Linked DNA regions of Homo sapiens: region 2 is linked to region 1. Evidence: chromatin loops called from intact Hi-C (ENCODE). Cell type or tissue: HCT116. All regions are shown on one strand. Links, peaks and the distances in the headings refer to the core of each region. The heading gives the core; the rest is flanking DNA.

What was found. A loop is a pair of places that touch in the nucleus more often than their neighbours do. Peaks named below come from ENCODE experiments on the same cell type or tissue, not always from the same donor. Only the 100,000 strongest peaks of a DNase experiment are listed, where the experiment ranks them.
Region 2: it touches region 1 in a loop (11-fold over the local background); 86 of 110 quality-filtered maps call a loop at or near these places.

Annotation. Positions count from the first base shown.
Region 1 is chr12:49,286,451-49,291,821 of GRCh38, reverse strand. No RefSeq gene overlaps it. Among named protein-coding and RNA genes, the nearest start is that of PRPH, 6.0 kb to the left of the region's middle. In HCT116, for the core only: a CTCF peak has its summit at 3,303 (motif pointing left); a DNase peak (open chromatin) is centred at 3,332.
Region 2 is chr12:49,336,653-49,342,023 of GRCh38, reverse strand. C1QL4 (complement C1q like 4) reads left to right here and starts at 4,836. Exons shown (of 2, transcript NM_001008223.2): 1 at 4,836-5,371. RefSeq lists a silencer at 4,663-5,072. In HCT116, for the core only: a CTCF peak has its summit at 4,780 (motif pointing right); a DNase peak (open chromatin) is centred at 4,758; H3K4me3 peaks cover 1,076 bases; H3K27ac peaks cover 956 bases.

The DNA of each region.
Region 1 (5,371 bases), core at 230-5,229:
CTATTGCATGTGTTCAGGGGTTTGCAGGGAAGGTGAGTAACGAAGTTTAGGTTACTGGCAAGAGTGCTATTTTTAAATTAAATTAAATTAAATTTTTTTTGAGAGAGAGTCTTGCTCTGTTGCCCAGGCTGGAGTGCAGTGGCATGATCTCAGCTCACTGCAACCTCCACCTCCTGGGATCAAGCGATTCTCCTGCCTCAGCCTCCCGAGTAGCTGGGATTACAGGTACCTGCCACCATGCCTGGCTAATTTTTGTACTTTAGTAGAGACGGGGTTTCATTATGTAGGTCAAGCTGGTCTCGAACTCCTGATCTCAAATGGTCCGCCTGCCTCGGCCTCCCAAAGAGCTGGGATTACAGGCGTGAGCCACCACGCCTGGCCAAGAGTGCTATTAAATGTCAGGCCACGGGCTCAAAGCTGGATTAGGAGGGCATGTAGGCAAGAGAGAGTGGGAGATTGGGAGAGTAAAGAGATCCATGGCTGGCCAAAGAACAGTCATAGAACAAAGACATGCCAGTGGAGCACAGTGGTTTACGCCTGTAATCCCAGCACTTTGGGAGGCTGAGGCGGGCGGATCACAAGGTCAGGAGATCAAGACCATCCTGGCTAACATGGTGAAACCCTGTCTCTACTAAAAATACAAAAAATTAGCCGGGCGTGGTGGCGGGCACCTGTAGTCCCAGCTACTGGAGAGGCTGAGGCAGGAGAATGGTGTGAACCCAGGAGGTGGAGCTTGCAGTGAGCGGAGATCGCGCCACTGCACTCCAGCCTGGGTGACAGAGCGAGACTCCATCTCAAAAAACAAACAAACAAATTAGCCGGGCGTGGTAGCATACGCCGGTAATCCCAGCTACTTGGGAGGCTGAGGAAGGAGAATCTATTGAACCCGGGAGGCAGAGGTTGCAGTGAGCCAAGATCGCGCCACTTCACTCCAGCCTGGGCGACAGAGTGAGACTCTGTCTCAAAAAAAAAAAAAAAAAAAAAAAAAAAAGACATGCTAAGCTCCTCCCAGCCTTACCCTCTGCTTCAGCACATCCCTAATACTTGCATCTGTCAGCTGGGGTCTCTGCCTCTCCGGGTCTAGGATTGACACAAACCTCCACTCCAGGCCAGGCGAAGTGGCTCGCACCTGTAATCCCAGCACTTTGGGAGGCCAAAGCAGGCAGATCGCTTGATCCTAGAAGTTCAAGACCAGTCCTGGGCAACATGGAGAAACCCCATCTCTACAAAACACACAAAAATTAGCCAGGCATGGTGGCATACACCTGTAGTCCCAGCTACTTGGAAGGCTGAGGTGGGAGGCTCACCTGAGCCCAGGAGGTCAAGGCTGCTGTGAACTGTGACTACACCACTGTACTCCAGCCCCAGTGACTGAGATCCTATCTCAAAATAAATAAATAAATAACCAGCCAGGCGCTGTGGCTCACGCCTGTAATCCCAGCACGTTGGGAGGCCGAGGCGGGCAGATCATGAGGTCAGATCGAGACCATCCTGGCTAACACGGTGAAACCCCGTCTCTACTAAAAATACAAAAAAGTAAACCGGCATGGTGGCGAGCGCCTGTAGTCCCAGCTACTCAGGAGGCTGAGGCAGGAGAATGGCGTGAACCCGGGAGGCGGAGCTTGCAGTGAGCCGAGATTGCGCCACTGCACTCCAGCCTGGACGACAGAGCAAGACTCCGTCTCAAAAATAAAAATTAAAAAATTTAACAAAACAAAATAAAAATTAAAAAACTAAACCTCCACTCCACATCCTAGGTGAAGTCCAGGGTCCTCTCCAGGATTCCTTTGTCTTCCCAGCTTTATTTTATTTTTATGTATTTATTTATTTTATTATTATTATTATTAATTATTATTATTATTGTTACTACTATTATTTTTTGAGACGGAGTCTCGCTTTGTCACCGGGCTGCAGTACAGTGGTGCGATCTTGCCTCACTGCAAACTTCGCCTCCGGGGTTCAAGCGATTCTCCTGCCTCAGCCTCCCAAGTAGCTGGGACTACATCCTGGGCACGCCACCACACCCAGCTAATTTTTGTATTTTTAGTAGAGATGGGTTTCACCATGTTGGCCAGGATGGTCTCCATCTCTTGGCCTCGTGATCTGTCCGCCTTGGCCTCCCAAAGTGCTGGGATTACAGGCATGAACCACAGCCCCCGGCCTATTTTATTTTTATTTTTTGAGAAGGATCTCACTCTGTCACCCAGGTTGGAATGCAGTGGTGCAGTCTCAGCTCACTACAACTTCCGCCTCCCAGGCTCAAACGATCCTCCTGCCTCAGTCCTTGAGTAGCTGGGGTTGCAGGAGCGCACCACCACGCCTGGCTAATTTTTTTCTACTTTTGGTAGAGAGGGGGTTTCACCATGTTGCCCAGGCTGATCTCAGACTACTGAGCTCAGGCAATCCACCCACCTCGGCCTCCCAAAGTGCTGGGATTACAATCGTGAGCCACCATGCCTGGCCCCCCAGCTTTATTTTTGAGTCCCTAGCTCCAAGTCCTCGCTGCTCCTGAATTGCCTGACTTTATAGTTGCTCTTGCGATGTCCCAGATGTGGAACTCAGCACTGTTCCTTGGTCCCTGTGGTCCTATTTCCCCATCACTTAGGTAAGACCTGAGGCTCAGAGGGACCAAGTTGCATGTCTGAGCTTGTACAGTGAGCTAGTGGTGGTTTCCTCTGGAAGGGCGCGTCCTGGTTGATCAGGCCCTGAGTGGCCCTGCTGGTGTTCTTCACTCTATGCCTGCAGGACCCAAGGTGAGCCTCAGCCGGAAGGGATCCAGCACCACACTTTTGAAGGTAGACTCTCCCAGCCCAGTTTGGCTGCAGGGTCCCCACTGACAGAGTGGCTTTACCAGAGTGGAACTCTTTCCCATTATCTCCACCTGGGGCTCCACTGCTTCCAGTTAGGGAGCACTGTGGGCATCCCTGCCAGCTCATCCCTTCTCTCACTGTATCACATAGTGATACAGTGCTAGGTCTAACACATTTATTTAATCACTCCTAATCCTCACAGTAACCCTATGACATAGGTACTATTACTATTCCCACTTCATAGTTGAAGAAACTGAGGCACAGCGAGGTTAAGTAACTTTCCTAAGGTCACACAGCTAGTAACTGGTAATCTGTTTATATGTCTGCCTCTGACTTTCCGCTCCCTGACAATATGATCTTTGAGGGCAACGATAAGATCGTACTGATCTTTTTGTCCGTGGTGTCTGCGGCGGGACCTAGGTCAATTGAATGCGTGTGAGGCACCCAAAAAATCTCTTTGTTGGTGGCCCCTAAAATAAAGCGAGGTATGTTGCTGCCACCTTCTGGTCAGAAGTCAGAATGACGTGCTGACGTGTTCAGTCTGCATCTATGTTGAGTTCAAGACTCAAGGATCCTGGAACACTGGAATTTGGGGAATACTTCAAAACTTATTGTGATTTCTTTTTTTGTTTGTTTGTTTGTTTACAGATGACATTTATCCAAGGGAGTGTAAAATAGAGTCAGAGAAGCACTGGTATGAGGAGTTTGGAGCCCTCATTCCATTCATTCCCTGAGTTCTAGGAGCCTCCTCTGTTCCTCCAGAAGCCAAAAGACAGGGCAGGAAGACAAAATCTTTCCGCAACTCCTCACCATTCTCTGTTGTGCCCACAATCTCCGGTTCCACCCTCACTGTAAAATCACGTCTCCATCCGCCTGCTTGATCTTTCAGCCAGCCGCTCCTCAGCTGGAGAATGGGAAATAATGGGCTGTGCCAGCAAGCCACACTCCAAGGGCAGAGTGCTCAGTGAACCTGTTCAAAGTGTGGCCTGGGCAGCTGCCTGAGGGTCACCCGGGCCATGAAAAGGCAGGCCCCTGGGTCCTACCCACATCTTCTGAATCTTTAGAAGGGCATTGACAAATGCTCTACTGATTTTTAAGTATTCCTGGATTAAGATATTTTTTCTTTAAATTGTCCATCTTTTACTCTATTTTATCTTGAAAAAAATCAAACCCAGGACAAAGTTGAAAGAATGCTGCTATGAACACCAATATATCCTTCCCTTGGATTTACCAGTTGTCAATGTTTTGCCACAATTCCTCTGGAAGTGTTAGACATCATTATATTTAATCTCTGAATACATTAGCATGTAACTCCAAAGAACAAGGACATTTTCCTACATAACCACAGTAGGATTAGCCCACTGAAGACATTTAACATCGATTTGCCTTTATTTGTGTAAAAAAATTTTGTAACTAACAAAAAAGAAATTTAACACTGATATAACAGTATTATCTAATACACAGCCCATATTCAAATTCCCTCAATTGCCCCAATAACATTCTTTATAGCTATTTCCATGCAATCTAGGACTTGAAAATCATGAATTGTATTCAGTCATCACCCGAGCAGAAGGGTAAGGCTGGGGATGAGCTTGGCATGTTTGAAGAATTGCAGAAAGTTCAGTGAGGCTGGCGCGAGGCAGATGAGGGAAGAGAGCGGGAAAGGTGAGGTTAGAGGCATGGCAAGGAGTCAAAGATCACGAGGCTTTTAAAATCAGAGTAAAGAGTTTATTTTAAATGCAATGAAAAGCCATTAGAGGGTTTGAAGCAGGGAATGACTTAATCTGATTTATAATTTTTGTTTTGTTTTGTTTTGTTTTTGAAATGGAGTCTCGCTCTGTCGCCAGGCTGGAGTGCAGTCGTGCGATCTTGGCTCACTGCAACCTCTGCCTCCCAGGTTCAGGTGATTCTCCTGCCTCAGCCTCCCGAGTAGCTGGGACTACAGGAGCGTGCCACCACACACAGCTAATTTTTTTGTATTTTTAGTAGAGGTGGGGTTTCACCATGTTGGCCAGAATGGGCTCGATCTCCTGACCTAGTGATCTGCCCGCCTCGGCCTCCCAAAGTGCTGGAATTACAGGCATGAGCCACCTTGCTCCGCCCTGATTTAGGATTTTAAAAGGTCAATCTGAAGACAATTTCAGAGTTGGGACATTCTATAAGACAACTAGTCCTAGACTCTTTAAAAAGTTAAGGTCAAGGCCAGGCACGGTGTCTCACACCTGTAATCCCAGCACTTTAGGAGGCCTAGGTGGGCGGATCACCTGAGGTCGGGAGTTGGAGACCAGCCTGATCAACATGGCGAAACCCTGTCTCTACTAAAAATACAAGAAAAAAAAAGTTAATGCCAAAATAATAATAATAATAATAATAATAATAAGTTTATATCATTTTTTGTTGGTGTTTTTTGGAGCTTTCATAACAAATTACCACAAACTTGGTGGCTTAGAACAACAAAAATGTATTCTCTCACAGTTCTGAAGTCCAGAAGTCCAAAATCAAGGTGTTGGTGGGGCTGTAGTCCCGAAGGCTGGAGCAGAGAGGAACCCTTCCTTGCCTCT
Region 2 (5,371 bases), core at 258-5,257, 50 kb before region 1:
GCTCACTGAAGTCCAGCCCGCCTGGGGTGCTAGTTCGGGGTCCAGGTCCGGGTGCGGTGGGTTGGGGCTCGTTAAGTGTCCTGCTCGTCAGAGAAAAGCTGGGGACCCCAAGCAGAAAGAGCATCCTAGGGCCTTCCTCGCTTAGCCGAGCCCTCGAGACTTGGAGCTTAGCACTACCTCCTGGTCTCGGGGCTCTCATCAGTATGCGCCCCTACCTCAACTTCCCGCACCCCACCCGCCTCCTTTCACCTGTGGGTCTCCCAGACCCGGAGTCAATATCCCAGAGGAGAAATGAGGGGTCTGACAGCTCTCTGTGCAGCCGATCCCCACATTTCATTAACTGGAGGCTGGAGCTGGCAAGCGGTGGAGGCAGAGGGGGGCACAAAGGGAGGTGGAGGAGTCAAAGGCTAGGAGCAGCACCTGGCCAGGGGTGGAGGGCTGCCGAAGTAAGTCAGCAACAGCTCTGACCTGGCAGACACCTTGGAAGCAGTCTTTACCCACTCTCTGAGAAGCCAGGAGCTTGTCTTCAGCCCTGTGGACCCTGGTGCGATACTTTGAACTTAAGGTTGCACTGAGTTTTGGTGCCAGAGGCACTGGCTGATGAGTGGGAGCCCTGGGCCTGGCCGTGATGGCAGAGGCAGGAGGGTAGTCTCTGCAAGGAGGCAAACCATGAGCAGGTTCTTGGGCTGGGACGGTTTTCCCAGCTGCAGTCGGAGAACAGCCGGCTTCAGGCTTCCCTTTTGTCCCTTAAGCAAATTTTCCTTGACTCGCTTCGTTTTCCTTTGCCTTCCTTTTTCTCTGCCCTCTCTTCCTCCATCTGGACGGTTGTTCTCTGAAACTAACTTTGGCCATCCTTTAGCCAACAGTTGAGCACCTGTTGGGCATCATGCTTAACAGTGTCAGGGTGGGGGTTGGGGGATACACGGAGCCAAGACCCAACCCTTTTGGCCTCACATACAAAAGGCTCCCGGAAGCCATTCAAATCTCACTGCCCACTCCTGGCCTGCCTCTCTCACTCTTCCACTGCCTTGGGTGCCATTTGTCTCCTCTAGGGAACTGAGAAGGAAGCCAGGAGGTCATAACTCTAATTCCAGGACTATCCCTTACAGGGTGATAATGGACAAGCCATTTCCCCTTTCTGGGCCCCAGTTTTTTTATCTTTAAAATGGGGACAATAGATCTAACTCTAAAGGGTGCTGTGAGGATGCAACGAGAAGTTGCATGTTAAAGCCCTAAAATACAATAAGGACTCAATAATGTTGTTTCCCTTTCCATGCCGTCCCCTGTCCTCTCACGTGGATTCCCTTGTCTTCATACTAGAGGACTGCTACCAGGCAACCCAGGCTGCTTCCAGATCCATGTGATCTTCAATGTGGGAGTTGAAAGCCAGAGTGTGGGAATGAGTAGGGAGAACCACACTGTGACGGGCCCTGAAGGGGAGGAAGGAGAGAGTGCAAGGAAAAAAAAAAAAGTGTTTCCTTAGATCTTGATAAAATGTCAGGCAGCGAGGAGGTTTCTCTTCTCTTACTGATGAGGAAACTGAGGCACGTTCAAGTGATGCAGGCATATCATGCTGCTGGAGCCTTCCCTCCCAAGGGCCCTCTATTGCTCACCTCTTCACCCCCTTTCTTCCCTTGAGGGGGTCTGGGTCAGTGACAGTAAGTGTGAGAGAAGGAACAAAAAGAGAGAACTTTCAAGGAGCCAGGACCTTTCCACTAGACTTCATAAAATTTTAACATGAAAACTTCCACAGAGTAGAAGGCACATATCACATGCAAATCATATGCTAATCACATGCTAATCCAAAGTCTGGTCCTCAGAACTCTGACACACACCTAGCTATAGCCCTGGGGGGGATTCTGGGGATCCCCCTGGGTTCCAGGACAGGTGAGGGAGGCATTCCATTTAGGGTCAGTTTATGGAGTTAAAATTCATTTTAGGATTGAAGAGGAGTCGAGTATATAAATAGGGGTTAGGGTCAAGGCTAATGCAGAGTCAAGGACAGACTGGTCTGTCTGAAGGCTGCATTAACCTTTAAGTGGGGGAGCCTAGGAAACTGTTAAAGGCTTCCTCTCCTCTCCGCTCCCCCTGCCAACTCTGCCCCCCACTTCCACTGCCCCTTCTTTGTCCTGCAGCACACCCTTCTCTACCTACTTCCCATTCCCAACCATACCACCTCCCTGGGGCTTCCCAGTTTGGCTGCCAGAGGAGTTCTGGGAAAATTGTCCCAGACCCTGGCCTGGGCCCCAGCATTGCCTCGAGCCCAGACACTTGGCTTCTGGCCCAAGGTGCACAGGCTGGCCTTGGCCCCACCCAGGTCCCTTCTTGGCAGAATGTGGCAGCTGCAGGGGAAGCAATAAGGACCTGGTGAGCTGGCAGCTTCATTCCAGAGTGTGGGAAAAGAGCAACAGAACATGAATAAATTCATGGAGCTGGCCCCTCAGCTCCCCGTGAGCCAAGCCGGCTCCCCCGACCACACAGATCCGCTGCTGCCTGCAGCCCTGCTGGTCACCACATCTCACAGCCTGGGCTGGGGATGGGAGGAGAGGGGAAGCTCTAGAGAGAAGAGGACTGGGACCTGAAAGGGGCTGAGGTGAGGGACTTAAAAAGGGGACCTTGGTGAGTAGAATGAGTGGAGTGAGGAGTGTGGCTGGGCAGAGGGGGTCTCTGGTGAGTGGAGGGAGGGAAAAGGGAGGGAGAGGAGTCAGGACCTGGGGTGGATGGGGCCTGAGGATCAGGCAGGGGAGGCTGGTGTGAGCCTGGGCCTGCTCTCTGATCCATCCATCATCCAGCCTGGGGGAGCAGATCCGGAATTAGACATGCAGAGGGCTGACACGGCCCTCAGCCCCCCGAGGAAGACAAATGGCGACAAAGACCTTGAATAAAATTTGTATTTATGGTTGGAGGAGGAGGCCCCTCCCCCACTGACTGCCAATCCTTTCTCTCCCACTCCTTGCAGACATGTAGGGGCCTCCCCCAACCCCCAACACAGGCCCAGCCTTAGGAACCTCTCTCTCCCAGCATCATTATGAGGCGGGGGTCGGGGGTGCAAGGAAGGAGTACAGAAAACAAGAGAGGAGGAAATCACTCTCCATCCAATAATCATGCCCTGGTGTGCCCTGTGCCCTCCATCTTACACAATGTTCTCCCATACATGATAGTCCTGGCTTATCCTGGTCTCTAAGAGGCCTTTGCAGCTGCTCACCTCCAGGGTCTCCAAATGCCCCCACTTTTTACCAGTCCTAGAACCTGTTTTCCTAGCCTCTGGGGTCCCTGTGAGCAAGACATTTTCCCCAGAAGGCCCAGGCCCTAAGAGAGGATGCAGCCAGTAGCTTTTTCTCTGGACTCTGATCTAGCAATGCCTGTGTCTAGCAATGTCTTGGCCGCTCGGAAAGACAGATACAGTCCCCTCTTACAGGAGGGTGCCTAGCACCTAATCTGCATTTTACTTACATTAATTTGCATGGCCAACTTCAACCCCCACCCAAATACCCATTATGTGGGATCCAACTTCTCTGGGTTTCATCTAACAACAAACTCTTGAAGAAGGAGGAAGGGGCAGAGACTCCTGGGACTGGATAAGTCTGGGACCAGGGCAGGGGTGGCATTGGGCTGAGCTGGGCAGGGCAAATGAGAAGACAGCTGTCTTCTGACTTCCTCTCTGTCCAGTAGAGTCCTTCATTCTCAGTCCCAAGGTAGGAAAAATGGCATTTGTGGGCTCCAAATTGAGGGACTAGGAGGAAGACAAATACAAATACCTCCCTTCAAACAGCCCTCACATATACATACACAAAGACAACACACAATCCACAATCGCACTCACCCAGGGACACACAGGGCCAGGATCCCATGGCCACCTCCACACTTTGGAGCACACTGTCACAATGCACAGGCCCAGAGCCTAGCACTGCTGGCAGAGCCGCCCTGCCCCCGCATCTTCCCCACAGTTGATATGTCACATTGGAGTCCAAACACGGACCTGGGTGTCTCTCTGCAGCGCGCCATTTACATTTCTCTCTCGATCTGTCAACCTGTCCCGGCTCTGTCTCTCTTCCTCTGTCTCTGTCTCTCCCTCTCCCCCTCTGGGGCTGTCAGTCCGTCTCTTTTCGAAGCTTTGTCTCTGTCTCTGCATCTCTATCTAGCTTTCCTTCTCTTTGATTTCTGTCGCTCCTTCTCTGCTTTCTTGTCGGTTTCTTGCTTGCTCCCCCGGGCTGATCTGTTCTCTTATTTTCTCTCTCTCTCTCTCTCTCTCTCTCTCTCCACACAAACACACACACACACACACACACACACACACACACACACACTCCGCTCCGCGCCCCAATACTGAGGGGTGGGGGTAGGGTTGGCTAGAGATTTGCCTTTTCCAGTTCAGGCCAACTAGTATCAGTTGAATCCTTTACCATGTTATTCGGTCACGGGCGCTGAGGTGCGTGGGGTGGTGAATTTCTATCTTTTCTAGCCCTTCTTATTTTGTTTTCTGTTTGTTTGTGAGGTCCCTCCCCCTCATTTTAGCTCGGGAATCTACCCCTGTCTTCTCTGCGTGTTTGTATCTTGACCCCTCTTTATCCCATCGCTGTTTTGGGTTTCCTCTGGCCTCTGAGAATGCCAAACTCCGGGTAAAGGGTAAAAGTAAAGATACAGCGGGGGCCGCGAAACCCTGAAGAACCCGCTCAGAGCCGGGAAGGAACCTAGGGGCAGTGGGGGAGTGGAGGGGAGGCGGGGAGGACGTGGGTGGGGGCCGCTGCCTGCCCCGCCCCCGCACTTCCCACTCTGGGCACCAGGGGTCGCTCCGCCTCTGGCCGCTTATAGTGGCTCCCGCCGCGCGGCGCCTCATACCACCCGCGCCCGGGAGGGAGGGGAGGAAGGTTAGGGAGGCGGAGAGGGACCGCGCCCGCAGGAGAGAGGCGCGGGCCAGGGCTCTAGCAGGGACTGGGGCCGCGGCAGGGGTAGCAAGGTGAGTCGGTGCTTGCCAAGAGGCAGAGCGCAAAACCTACTAGGAGATCGCGCCCGGTGAGCAGCACCCGCAGCTCAGAGCCCGGGACGTCCGGAGCGCGGGGAGCAGTCCCCTCTCCATCAGGGAGTGGTCTATCTGGGCAGTCTGGGACCCAGGCACCGCGCCATCCCTGAGAGAGCAGCAGTCTGGAGAGCAGGCATCTCAGATCCCTAAGAAACCAGCCGTCCGAGAAGCCGCGGATCTCAGGTGCCCAGGATCGTTAGGACTGAACGGGAGGGTACTAGAGGACCACTGGCTCTGGACCGTCGGGAGCTGCCCCTGACGTAACCCACGAGGGGCCTCCCCTTGACGGACGGCTTGGGGAGCGGCACCGCCGCGGCTGGAGCCCGCAGAGGCAGGGTAAGGGGAGCGGGG